Linked DNA regions of Homo sapiens: all the other regions are linked to region 1. Evidence: chromatin contacts called from ENCODE Hi-C or POLR2A ChIA-PET data. All regions are on one chromosome and are shown on one strand. The core of a region is the stretch at or near the end of the contact, and the rest is flanking DNA. Distances in the headings are between cores, read along the strand shown.

Region 1 (2,510 bases), core at 7-2,506:
GTCAGAGGGCAGAGAACTCTCATCTGACAGCCCACTGAACAGCTGATTACCCTGAGAAAGGAGACTGTCTGGCTACTGGAGACTGCCTGACTCCTTCCAGCCAGTTGGGCAGGGGTCTTGGGTCAGTCTGGGTGGAGCTGCAGGTGTGTTTTGTGCAAAGATGTGAACCCCTCTCCATTGGCTCTGATAACCTCTAAGCTGCACATGTCTGGATGACCTAATGAGAGCTGACGACCCCCTCCCCAGCTGGCCTGCCCAGGAGCTGACAACTCTACAAGCATCAGAGTTCCTGGCCCCTAGCCCATCCCCATGTTGTGCAGTCTGCGGGCACTGGGGTGAGTACCTGGCGTGGGTGCCCATTGGTATCCATGCATTGCCTGGATATAGGACTGAGACCCACCCTGCGGGAGCCCAAGATACTAGAAACATAAGGAGGGTCCTCTGGGCCCCTGCGCACGTCAGGGCCACCTTCCCTGGCTAGTGTGGCCACCCACATGCCCATTTGTCCCCAAAGAGCCCTGGGGCTCTTTGCCTGGTCTCCTGCTGGCTTCTGGCCTGACACCCACCTTGGCTTCTAGCTTCTCTATCTGGCCAGCAGCCTGATTCAGTCCATCTTGGGGGAGCTGAGGTGGACGGGGGTGGTGGGTTTCAGGGTGCCCTGAGGGAGGACAGGAGGTTCTGGGACTGGCACCCCCATCAAGATGGGGGTCAACCTCCCACAGGATGCTGGTGGCAAGGGCTGCTTCCTGGCCCTTTGCCCTTCCCACTCTGCCCCTAGGGTGTTGGGGGTTCTGCTTGCTACCAGGCAGCCTAATCCCTTCTGGGCCTCAGGTCCAGTTTCCTGAGGGGGATCTCCATCTCCTCTGCCAGCAGAAGCCCAGAAAAACATCAGCTATATCCACTCAAAGCCAGGAGGCCGAGTGTTTGGAGCAGTCAGTGTTCAATGCTACAGAGCCCCCTTGCCCTCTAGACCCCTCCCTGGCCTCCTCCTATCTCTGTGAGTCCATCCCTATTTCCATCTCATCCTGATCCCTGCCCTCCCCCGCTCCCCAGGACCCTCCTACCCTCTACCTTAGTGCAGCCCCTCCCAAGCCCTCCCAAATGTACTCACCACGGGGCTGAAGAGGGGTCTGTAGGGTCCTCAGCCCCACTGCCTCCCTGGGGGCCTGCGGCGTCTCCAGGGACCCAAACACCTGGCTCCCAGGGGGAGCTGCGCCCTGTGCTGGCAGCGGGAGAGGCACAGCCAGTGATTGGCATGTCCCACCCCCTGGCACGCCAGCCTTAGCGGGGAGGGAGAAAGGGAAAGAGAGGGAGGGAGGAAAGGGAGAAAAGGAAGGGAGGGGAGCTGGAGGGAAGCCTCAGGCAGCGTCTGGGGTTGGACTAGGTTCTGGAGTGTGCCCCCCTCCTTCACCAGGGCACCCAATTTGAGCCCCAAGAGGGAGGAGAAAGGACATGAGGAAGGCGAGCCCAGGAAGGCTAAAAGTCCCGGACGGGAGAGAAGGCGGATACAGGGAGACAAACACCCACACCCACTGCACAGACCCGGCGGCACACACACCCTCACAAAGGCACACTGTTTCCTTGGGCTCCTCCCCCCACCCAACCTTAGAGCCCCCAGCCCCTGTGCACCATGCCCCAACACACATGCCCTGGTATTCACATGCCTGCTTCCCTCGCACACACGCCCTCCCCCCTGCACATGCCCACGCACCCACCCACCCAACTACACACCCTGCTCTTCCTCCCTGCTGTGAGAGAGCTAGATTCCTTCTGTTTGGAAATGACACATTGGGCCTCACGTGAGAGGCTCCAACTTGGAACAGACCCAGAGGGCTGGCGCACCCGCCCGGGGGCTGAGTGAACGTGCCCGCATGCTGGGCTGTGTGCGCTAGCATTGGGCTATGCATAGCCTGTTGTGAGGGTATATGGGTGTCTGCTTTTCGGGGATGAGTAGAGGGCCAGGTGCCTGCCCCATGTGCGGCTGAGTGCCTTGCATATGTGTGTCCCTGTGTACTCATGTCACCATGCAGCCTGTGTAAGTGCAGGTGTGACCCTATCAGTCTGGAGGCAGGACGCGTGTGCACACGTGTGTCTGTATCTGATGTGTGGCTGAGTGTTGCCCAACTGTGGAACTTGCTAATTCTGACAAGTGAGGCAGCCTCTACCTGCCTGCTCCACCCCAAGCTTCCACTTGGAAGACAGACAGGCAGACAGACAGCTCTCCTCCCAGCTTGTCAAGCTCTGTCTCCCCTGACTCCCACTCAGGGCTCACAGGTGTGTACCTGGGAGGAGATGAGCCCTCCTCCCAATCTCCCTCAGCCCTACTGGGTGAGGCCAGCATCCCTCCCTGCCAGGCTGGTCTGGACTTCTGTGTTGAGCTTCCTCAGAGATAGAACCCCTGGGGGGCCGTTTGCCCTAGAGATGTGGGTCCTGCACCGCCTCTGTTTGGCCCTAGAGACCTCCCCGGGAGCTGACTGGGGAGGAGAGTTGGAGGCTGCAGGGACTGCCTT
Region 2 (2,510 bases), core at 7-2,506, 240 kb before region 1:
TTCTCTAACTCTTTGTCTGAAATGTAGACAAGAAGAAATTAGGTCAGACATCAACAAAGCAAATCTTGATTTCTTTCTCATCTGCTATCCATCATTTCCCCTGCCCAGACCTGGCTGCTAACTCCTCGGCCTTTTCCCTCCGCCTCTCCTCAGCAGCCCGGCGCATCTCATCTTCCTGTAGCCGCTGTCGTGCTGCTGACAACTCTTGCCCTTGTCTCCTGCGCTGCCGTTCCCGTTCCAATGCCTCCCGTTCCTCTCTTTCTTCACGCTCCCGCTGCTTCTGGGCCACCAGCTCCAACATCCTGTGTTGCCGAGGGAAAACAGTTCAAGAGAAATGGACAGAGTGGGAAGGTGTAAAGTTTACAATAAACAAAATTAGGCGACATATATCCCAAAGTAGATTAAAGGAAAAGAAAATGCCAAGAAAGAGGAAATGTGGAAAGGTCAAGGTTCTTTGACCAGACGTGTACTGGGGAGAGATGGAAGACGACCCTCAGACACGTGAGATTGTTGTTACTGTACCTCTTAGTTTGTTCCTGTCTTTCCTCTTCACTCAAAGCGGGTTTGCCTTCTCCGGCAGCAGAACCAGATCCTACAAACAAACAATCGGTATTATTATCCCTTCAGATTCTCCTCGGACCCTCCTGAATAATCACACCGTGGACCCTCAGTCAGGACCTTCAAGGCCGCCTTGCTCTGAGGAAGTGGGCTCCCGTCCCAGGATATGTCCAAGGGGAGTCTCTAAAGGCTCGTCCACATCGGGGTCGTCTTCGTGCTCCATCAGCCTGGCAGGGAAAGTGGGCGGGGAGGTTAGCTTTGAGGCTGCCCCTCCCGCCAGCCCCCAATTCTCCGCCACCCGGGACGAGCGCTTACCAGTCCATCGCAGCCTCGATGCCCTGGTTCCCTGTGAGGGCCAGAGCCTTCTCCCTGGGGGCAGAAACACCATGAATAGCGCCCACGAGCCATGGTGACGGTCAGGCTGGGGCAAAGGCCGAGACAGGTCCGCGACCCCCCACACCCGCAGGCCGGGGTTGGGGAACTCCCTTACGCGCGTCCCCTGGGGAAGCCCATCTCGATGAGACTCTCAAGAGCCGTCAGCTCCGCCATGGCGCCGACACCGCGGCTTCCGCGGGGACCTGGTGTGTGACGAGAAGGAGGGCGGGAAGGGTCAGCGCGAGGCAACCCGCCCTCGACACCCGCCGACGGGCGCTCGCTCTCTCACCCGGCTCTATAGCAGCCGGGAACACCGACGAGAAGAAAGCCGAGGGGAAGCGGAAGTGCCGGATCTGTTTGGGTCACGTGGGGGCGGATGTCGACGGGTGCCGCTGAGAACCATAAAACTTCTGGCCCTGCTGCCAGGACTTTCCGTGGGTGGGAACAGGGAGGCAACCCACCAAGCCAAGGCGCCAGGCTGCTGTGGGGAAGAAAGCTGGTGCGGCTCTGAAACCCGTGGGCGGAATGAAGCCAGTTCCCGGAACTTCATCCTGCCTCACCCTCCTTAGAAATTAGAAGGAATATGGTCCCTTAGCGCAATGCTTTGGGAAGTTCTTTGGCAATGTTTGCCAGGAGCAGAAGAAATGTCTTGCTCTTTGGCCCACTCATTCTCCTTAGGGAATTGAGCCATCCTCTGCCTGACTGCCAAAGGGATTTTTGCAAAACACAATCATGTAGTCCTGTCTTCACCTCCCTGCTTAAAAATCCGTGACACTTCCACCATCTAGGACAACTTACTTTTTTTTTTATTTTTTATTTTTGAGATGGAGTTTCACTCTTGTTGCCCAGACTGGAGTGCAATAGTGCAGTGGCGCGATCTCTGCTCACTGCAGCCTCCGCTTCCCGGGTCAAGCATTTCTCCTGCCTCAGCCTCCCGGATAGCTGAGATAACAGGCGCCCACCACCATGCCCAGCTTTTTTTTTTTTTTTTTTTTTTTTTAAGAGGGAGTCTCGCTCTGTCGCCCAGGCTGGAGTGCAGTGGCGCGGTCTCGGCTCACTGCAACCTCCGCCTCCTGGGTGCATGCGATTCTCCTGCCACAGCCTCCTGAGTAGCTGGGATTACAGTCCCACGCCACCATGCCCGGCTAATTTTTGTATATTTAGTAGAGACAGGGTTTCATCATGTTGGTCAGGCTGGTCTTGAACTCCTGACCTCATATGATCCACCTGCCTCGGCCTCCCAAAGTGCTGGGATTACAAGCGTGAGCCAACGAGCCTAGCCATTTTTGTATTTTTAGTAGAGATGAGGTTTCTCCATATTGGTCAGGCTGTTCTCGAACTCCTGACCTTAGGTGATTCACCCACCTCGGCCTCCCAAAGTGCTGGGATTACAGGCGTGAGCCACCACACCCAGCTATTTTTGTTTTTGAGACAGGATCTGGCTCTGTCGCCCAGGCTGGAGTGCAGTGGTGCAATCTTGACATACTGCAACCTCAGCCTCCTGGGCTCAAGCGATCCTCCCACTTCAGCCTCCCAAGTAGCTGGGACTACAGGCACATGCCACCACACCCGGCTAA
Region 3 (2,510 bases), core at 1-2,500, 210 kb before region 1:
GCGAGGTCGCTGTCTCCTTGCGCTCGCCACTGGCTCTCTCTGCGGCAGGTTTCCCTCCGGTTACCGTGACCAAAGGGGAAAGACGCCTGCCTCCCTGCAGGCCCCAAGATGTGCCCCAGGGGATGCGCTGACTGCAGCCTCCGCTCGGCTCTCCCTTGAGACTGCAATCACAGCCCTCCGTGCACACCTTCACCACAGGCCATTTCACCCGCGAAGCGGCCGAGTGAGGCGGTCATCCAGCTGGCGCTGATTTTTATCGCCCACAGCTCCTAGGACCTGTAGGCATCTAAGGCGGGGGCATTCGCCTAGAGCATGTTGCAGTTTGCGGCAACCTGGGCCTCTTGCGTTGTTGCGCAGGCAGATTAGTGCCCTGTTCCCAGCGTGGTAGCATTGTGGACCTCCTCTGACCCTAACTGGATACACTCTCCCTCAGAGTCCCCACAGCACATTATCTAGACTAGCTTTTGGCAGTCTTCTATTTTGTAGACGTCTAATCACCCCAGATAAAGTCCTTCAGAGGCAAGGCCAGTGTTGTGTACATCTTTGCACACTGCTGCGGGCGTGGGAAGTAATCTATTCAAAATGAATGAAATTCTTAAAACCAATCCATCCCCCCGCCCCCTTCACGCCAGCCCACCTATTTCCAGTATATTTCTGCTGACTGTCCCCACAAGGGCCCCTACCTCCTCTTTGTCCGGTCCTTTGATCTGGTCTCCGCACACCTCTTTTTCCCCAGCTTCCTCCTTTTGGTCTACCTTTTCTGTAGACATCTTCCTGACGAGCCTCTGTTGACTCTGGATCTTCCACTGAGTCACTTGTGGCTAAAACGTGAAGTGGCGATCCAGACGCTGATACCTGTGGCGCATCACATTTTCCTGGATATGGAAAATGGAGGGTCCCTGGGAGAGAAACGAAGATTCAGGTGCTAAGTGCTGTGTCAGAGTAGAGGGAGGAAAGGAGGAGGGGGGCGACTGCCCAGCTGATGTCAGATTTTCAAATGAGCAGGGTCCCCCGCAGCCAGTACAGACTCCACTGCAGGGGCCGTCATAGGCCCAGACCACGCCATTTGAGAGGGGGAGTCGGCCTTGGCCTCAGCTCTGTTGGGGAGGTCTCTAGCCCAGAGTCAGGATGCCTGCAATGGGGGAGGGGCAGGCAGTGAACTAGCGACAGTGGGGGTGTGCGCAGGGATGCAGGCAGCTAGGCTCCCCCACTGGCCAGGCAGTTGGTATGCTCCAGGATCTGAGCAGCTCCTTCTAGCATCCTTCATCCTTCAGGTACCAGCCATCCAGACAGTGCTTGAGCTGCAGAAACTGAGACCAGACCTCTGGCCTGGCCCTCCCCAGGGGCCTCCTTTCGTATAGTCACTGCTTCTGCATCAGATACTTTCAGCTGCAACTCCCTACTGGGTGGGGCACCCATTTCAGGCAGAAGGTTTTGGTACCCTCCACTGACCCTACACCCAGGGCTGCTACTGCCGCTTGTGGCTTCAGGTAAGTAATGGCCTGTTTTTCTCCTGTTGGGGCTCACTGGAGCAGACAGGGGTGATGTGCCCTCCTCATCAGGGTTGGTTGAGGTCTTCAGAGCTGGGAACACACATGGTTTGAAGGGCTGAAAAGCCTTAAATCATTTGTGTAAGGTTTAATGATCTGTGGCCCAGGCCATGAGGGAGTTTGGGGAGCACCTCATCCCACCCTATTTTTTTCCATGAGGAATACAGGGATGAGACAGTCCACTGGAGGAGGAGGAGGAGGATAGGAGGGGAACAAAATATTGGGGTATGACCACAGCCTTGTAAAGGTTGGTGTGGAGTGAGCATGGAGGGGGGCCTCCAGCTGAGACTGTGCTCTGAGAGGTCCCTCTTTTTTCCAGGATGAAAGGTGAGACCCCGGTGAACAGCACTATGAGTATTGGGCAAGCACGCAAGATGGTGGAACAGCTTAAGATTGAAGCCAGCTTGTGTCGGATAAAGGTAGGTGGGACCCTGGCTGGCTCCCATTAGTTGGCCAGGCTGTGCTGTGCTGCAGGTTCCCAAAGCTCAAGATAAGAGATGCGTTCTTTCCTTCACTCCCTGAGGTCAGGGGAGGAGTCTGGGGCTCTGTAGAGAGAGCTGTCCCCAGGCCTCTGGGGGGGATGAGGGAGAAGACAAGTCGTAAGGAGCCCTGGAGATGGCAAAAGAGAACCCATTTGGGGAGGGAGGCTGCAGTCCCCTTCAGAGGTCCTGGCTAACAATACCCTTCCTGGCTGTGTCCCAGGTGTCCAAGGCAGCAGCAGACCTGATGACTTACTGTGATGCCCACGCCTGTGAGGATCCCCTCATCACCCCTGTGCCCACTTCGGAGAACCCCTTCCGGGAGAAGAAGTTCTTCTGTGCTCTCCTCTGAGCTCCCCTGTCCCTTCTCACAACTCCTCCCTTTTCCCTCTCCTGGGCCCTTCCTTAGGTCAGTAATTGTTGTGAGCCCCTTAGGCTCCTTGCATCCCATCCCTAACCCTTGCCTGACCATGTGAGGTTA
Region 4 (2,510 bases), core at 5-2,504, 170 kb before region 1:
AGGACCCACATCAAGAGATGGCAGTGGCTCCAATGAAACTGCTGAGATGCCAGAAGAGAAGTAGTTTGTAGGAATGGTCTCAGTGGAGCTACTAGGGCTGGCAAGAGAGACATCAGCCACTGGTGGATGAGGTGCCCGCAGATGTGGTGCGTCAACCTCCATGCCAGGCTGTGTAGTGTCAGCCCCACTAGACATTGGTGGCTCATCTGGAGGACGGACAGTAGGTGAGGGAGCAGCAGAGCCTTTCCATTCCCCTTTGCCCCAGTGGCCTGATGTCTCAGCAGATGCCAACGAAGGTTGGGTGCCACGGGAAGTACTAGACAAAAACTCCAAACTAGGAAGCTGTGAGTTGGTTTCCTCCTCCTTCTTGGTACTGTCTGCCTCTGCCAGGGCCCGGGCTTGAAGCCGCCGCTTACACACCTTGACGATGTCATTCATGTGCAAGTAGCTGGCAGCTGCCAGCACATCCTCCACAGGGGTATCCCCTCTCAGGGTCAGCTGGCCAGCATACATAAAGTCCAGAAGCAGCCCAAAGGCTGGGGCTGTGACAATTTCATTGTGAATACACACCAGATCCCTCTTGTCCAATTCCCGCTCCTTGTAGAAAAGCTGGAAGAATGGGCTGCAGGAGGCCAGCACAGCCCGATGGGCCAAGAACTGGGTACTACCCACCATCACGGTGCAGTCACAAAGGAAACCCTGGGACCGCTGCTCCCGGAGGCTCTGCAGCAGCTGCTGACTGTGTTCTGGGAACTCCATAGTACCCCACGAAGGAAAGGGGGCCCAAAAAAGGTCCCCACCAGTGGCTCCCTGAGAAAAAAGGGCAGTGAGTTAAGACAGGTAACCTCCCCAGCAACCTTATCAGCCCTTAACTATCACTTGCCACTCCAAAACAATCGCTTAAGTTACTGCCCTTCTTTCTCCTAGGTCACACCCAAAGCTCTCCCATTAGCTCCGCCCACCTCGGCCTAACCTTAGAACAGGCCCCACCCCCGTCCGATAAGCCCTGCCCCCGGAAGTCCCGCCCCTTAGCCACCCTCCGCTTCCTTGATGCCCACCCGGTAGCGTCCAACGGCTCCACGAAGTAGAGATCTTTTTCGCTCCCAGGCCTTGCCAGGCGATGCCTCTACGCCCCACTTCGAGAACTCCCTAAGCATCTCCCTCACGCATTCCAGGGGCTAAGGACTACCAGGGTGGGAACTAGCGGAGAAAGCTGATACCTCACCCACCACCGAGCAGCCACAGGGCGAGCTCCGCCCCTTCCCACCTTCTCAGCTTTAATTGGCTTAAGATTGCCCTCCCCTGTCACGGATTGGTCCGCTCTCCACTAACCATCCTCCCTCTAACTGCCGTCTACAATTGGGTGCTCGCCGCCATCGCTTTTGCAGTCAGGCGTTGGATTGGGTGACGCTCCTGTCCTCAACTTTTCCTCTTCGTCCCGCCTTCCTTGCCTCCGAGCCCTCAGGATTGGCTGAGCTTCTCCTTCTACCTAATCCAGCAGGCAGGAGGTACCCGGCTCCGAGTCGCTGAACGCGGCGCTCTCCTGGCGAGGCTGGAGGTCGGGAACCCTGCAGTGTCGGACCCGAGCTGACAGCAAGCCACTCCCGCTACAGGCTGACAGGGAAAAAGAGAACCAACTAGGCCAGGCGCAGTGCTTCACGCCTGTAATCCCAGGACTCTGGGAGGCCGAGGAGGGCGGATCACTTGGGGTCAGGAGTTCGATACCAGCCTGGCCAACATGCTGAAACCCCGTCTCTACTAAAAATACAAAAATTAGCAGGTCTTGGGGGCGCGCGCCTGTAATCCCAGCTACTGGGGAGGCTGAAGCAGGAGAATCACTTGAACCCGGGAGGCGGAGGTTGCAGTGAGTCAAGATCGTGCCACTGCACTCCAGCCTGGGCGACAGAGTAAGACCCTATCCCCCCACCCCCCCAAAAAAAGAGAACCAACTGGTGACTGTGGGCAATAGCCCCACGTCCCTGAACTGCGTTTGTCTCTTGAAGGTCCCTTCCTCTCAAAAATTCTAAGATTTGCCGGGTTCGGTGGCTCACGCCTTTAATCCCAGCAGTTTGGGAGGCTGAGACGGGCAGATCACTTGAGGTCCGGAGTTCAAGAGCAGCCTGGCCAACATAGTGAAACCCCATCTCTACTAAAAATACAAAAATCAGCTGGGCATGGTGGCGCGTGCCTGAAATCCCAGCTTCTAGGGAGGCTGAGGCAGGAGAATCTCTTGAACCCAGGAGGCAGAGGTTGCAGTGAGCCAAGATAGCGCCACTGCACTCCAGCCTGGGAGACAGAGCAAAACTCCATCTAAAACAAACAAACAAAAAAACATTTTAAGATGCCCTACTGCTCCACTCCTCCAAGCTAAGTTTCCGGGGCTCCCGGCTCAGTGATGGCATGAAAGAACTAGCAGCTACAGGGATGATGTCGTGGTGTCCCTAGCCTGGACTCTACAGTCAATTTACAGTGAGAGGATAGAGTGTTCTTTGTTTCCAGAGCGTGCTGAG

The links. A loop is a pair of places that touch in the nucleus more often than their neighbours do. ChIA-PET counts read pairs that join two places held with the same protein, here RNA polymerase II (POLR2A). Pooled maps may share reads with other maps.
Region 2: a pooled map shows a loop between it and region 1 (2.4-fold over the local background). The contact joins the promoter of UBXN1 here to the promoter of CHRM1 in region 1. A Hi-C loop is called at or near these places in 1 of 50 pooled maps. POLR2A ChIA-PET finds 5 or more read pairs at or near these places in 6 of 52 experiments (A673, H1, PC-9 and 3 more).
Region 3: a loop to region 1 is called in a pooled map, with 4 times the contacts of the local background. The contact joins the promoter of GNG3 here to the promoter of CHRM1 in region 1. A Hi-C loop is called at or near these places in 2 of 50 pooled maps. POLR2A ChIA-PET finds 5 or more read pairs at or near these places in 2 of 52 experiments (GM12878 and WTC11).
Region 4: a loop to region 1 is called in a pooled map, with 4 times the contacts of the local background. The contact joins the promoter of ZBTB3 here to the promoter of CHRM1 in region 1. A Hi-C loop is called at or near these places in 2 of 50 pooled maps. POLR2A ChIA-PET finds 5 or more read pairs at or near these places in 3 of 52 experiments (A549, WTC11 and activated CD8-positive, alpha-beta memory T cell).

Annotation. Positions count from the first base shown.
Region 1 is chr11:62,920,107-62,922,616 of GRCh38, forward strand. It overlaps CHRM1 (cholinergic receptor muscarinic 1), which reads right to left and starts at 1,257. Exons shown (of 2, transcript NM_000738.3): 1 at 1,112-1,257. It overlaps LOC105369333 (a long non-coding RNA gene), which reads left to right and starts at 54. Exons shown (of 5, transcript XR_002957251.2): 1 at 54-335. RefSeq lists an enhancer at 1,581-2,115.
Region 2 is chr11:62,677,817-62,680,326 of GRCh38, forward strand. UBXN1 (UBX domain protein 1) reads right to left here and starts at 1,257. Exons shown (of 9, transcript NM_001286077.2): 1 at 1,049-1,257; 2 at 874-927; 3 at 679-785; 4 at 523-592; 5 at 111-302; 6 at 1-16. The coding sequence starts at 1,107. RefSeq lists an enhancer at 1,016-1,345.
Region 3 is chr11:62,706,426-62,708,935 of GRCh38, forward strand. GNG3 (G protein subunit gamma 3) reads left to right here and starts at 1,251. Exons shown (of 3, transcript NM_012202.5): 1 at 1,251-1,490; 2 at 1,870-1,969; 3 at 2,253-2,510. The coding sequence starts at 1,871. The coding sequence ends at 2,381. BSCL2 (BSCL2 lipid droplet biogenesis associated, seipin) reads right to left here and starts at 999. Exons shown (of 11, transcript NM_001122955.4): 1 at 684-999. The coding sequence starts at 770. HNRNPUL2-BSCL2 (HNRNPUL2-BSCL2 readthrough (NMD candidate)) reads right to left here. Exons shown (of 24, transcript NR_037946.1): 14 at 684-899. RefSeq lists a silencer at 1-42 and enhancers at 1-383, 1,703-2,510.
Region 4 is chr11:62,752,906-62,755,415 of GRCh38, forward strand. ZBTB3 (zinc finger and BTB domain containing 3) reads right to left here and starts at 1,255. Exons shown (of 2, transcript NM_001370809.1): 1 at 1,059-1,255; 2 at 1-810. The coding sequence starts at 759. RefSeq lists enhancers at 1-785, 1,666-2,510.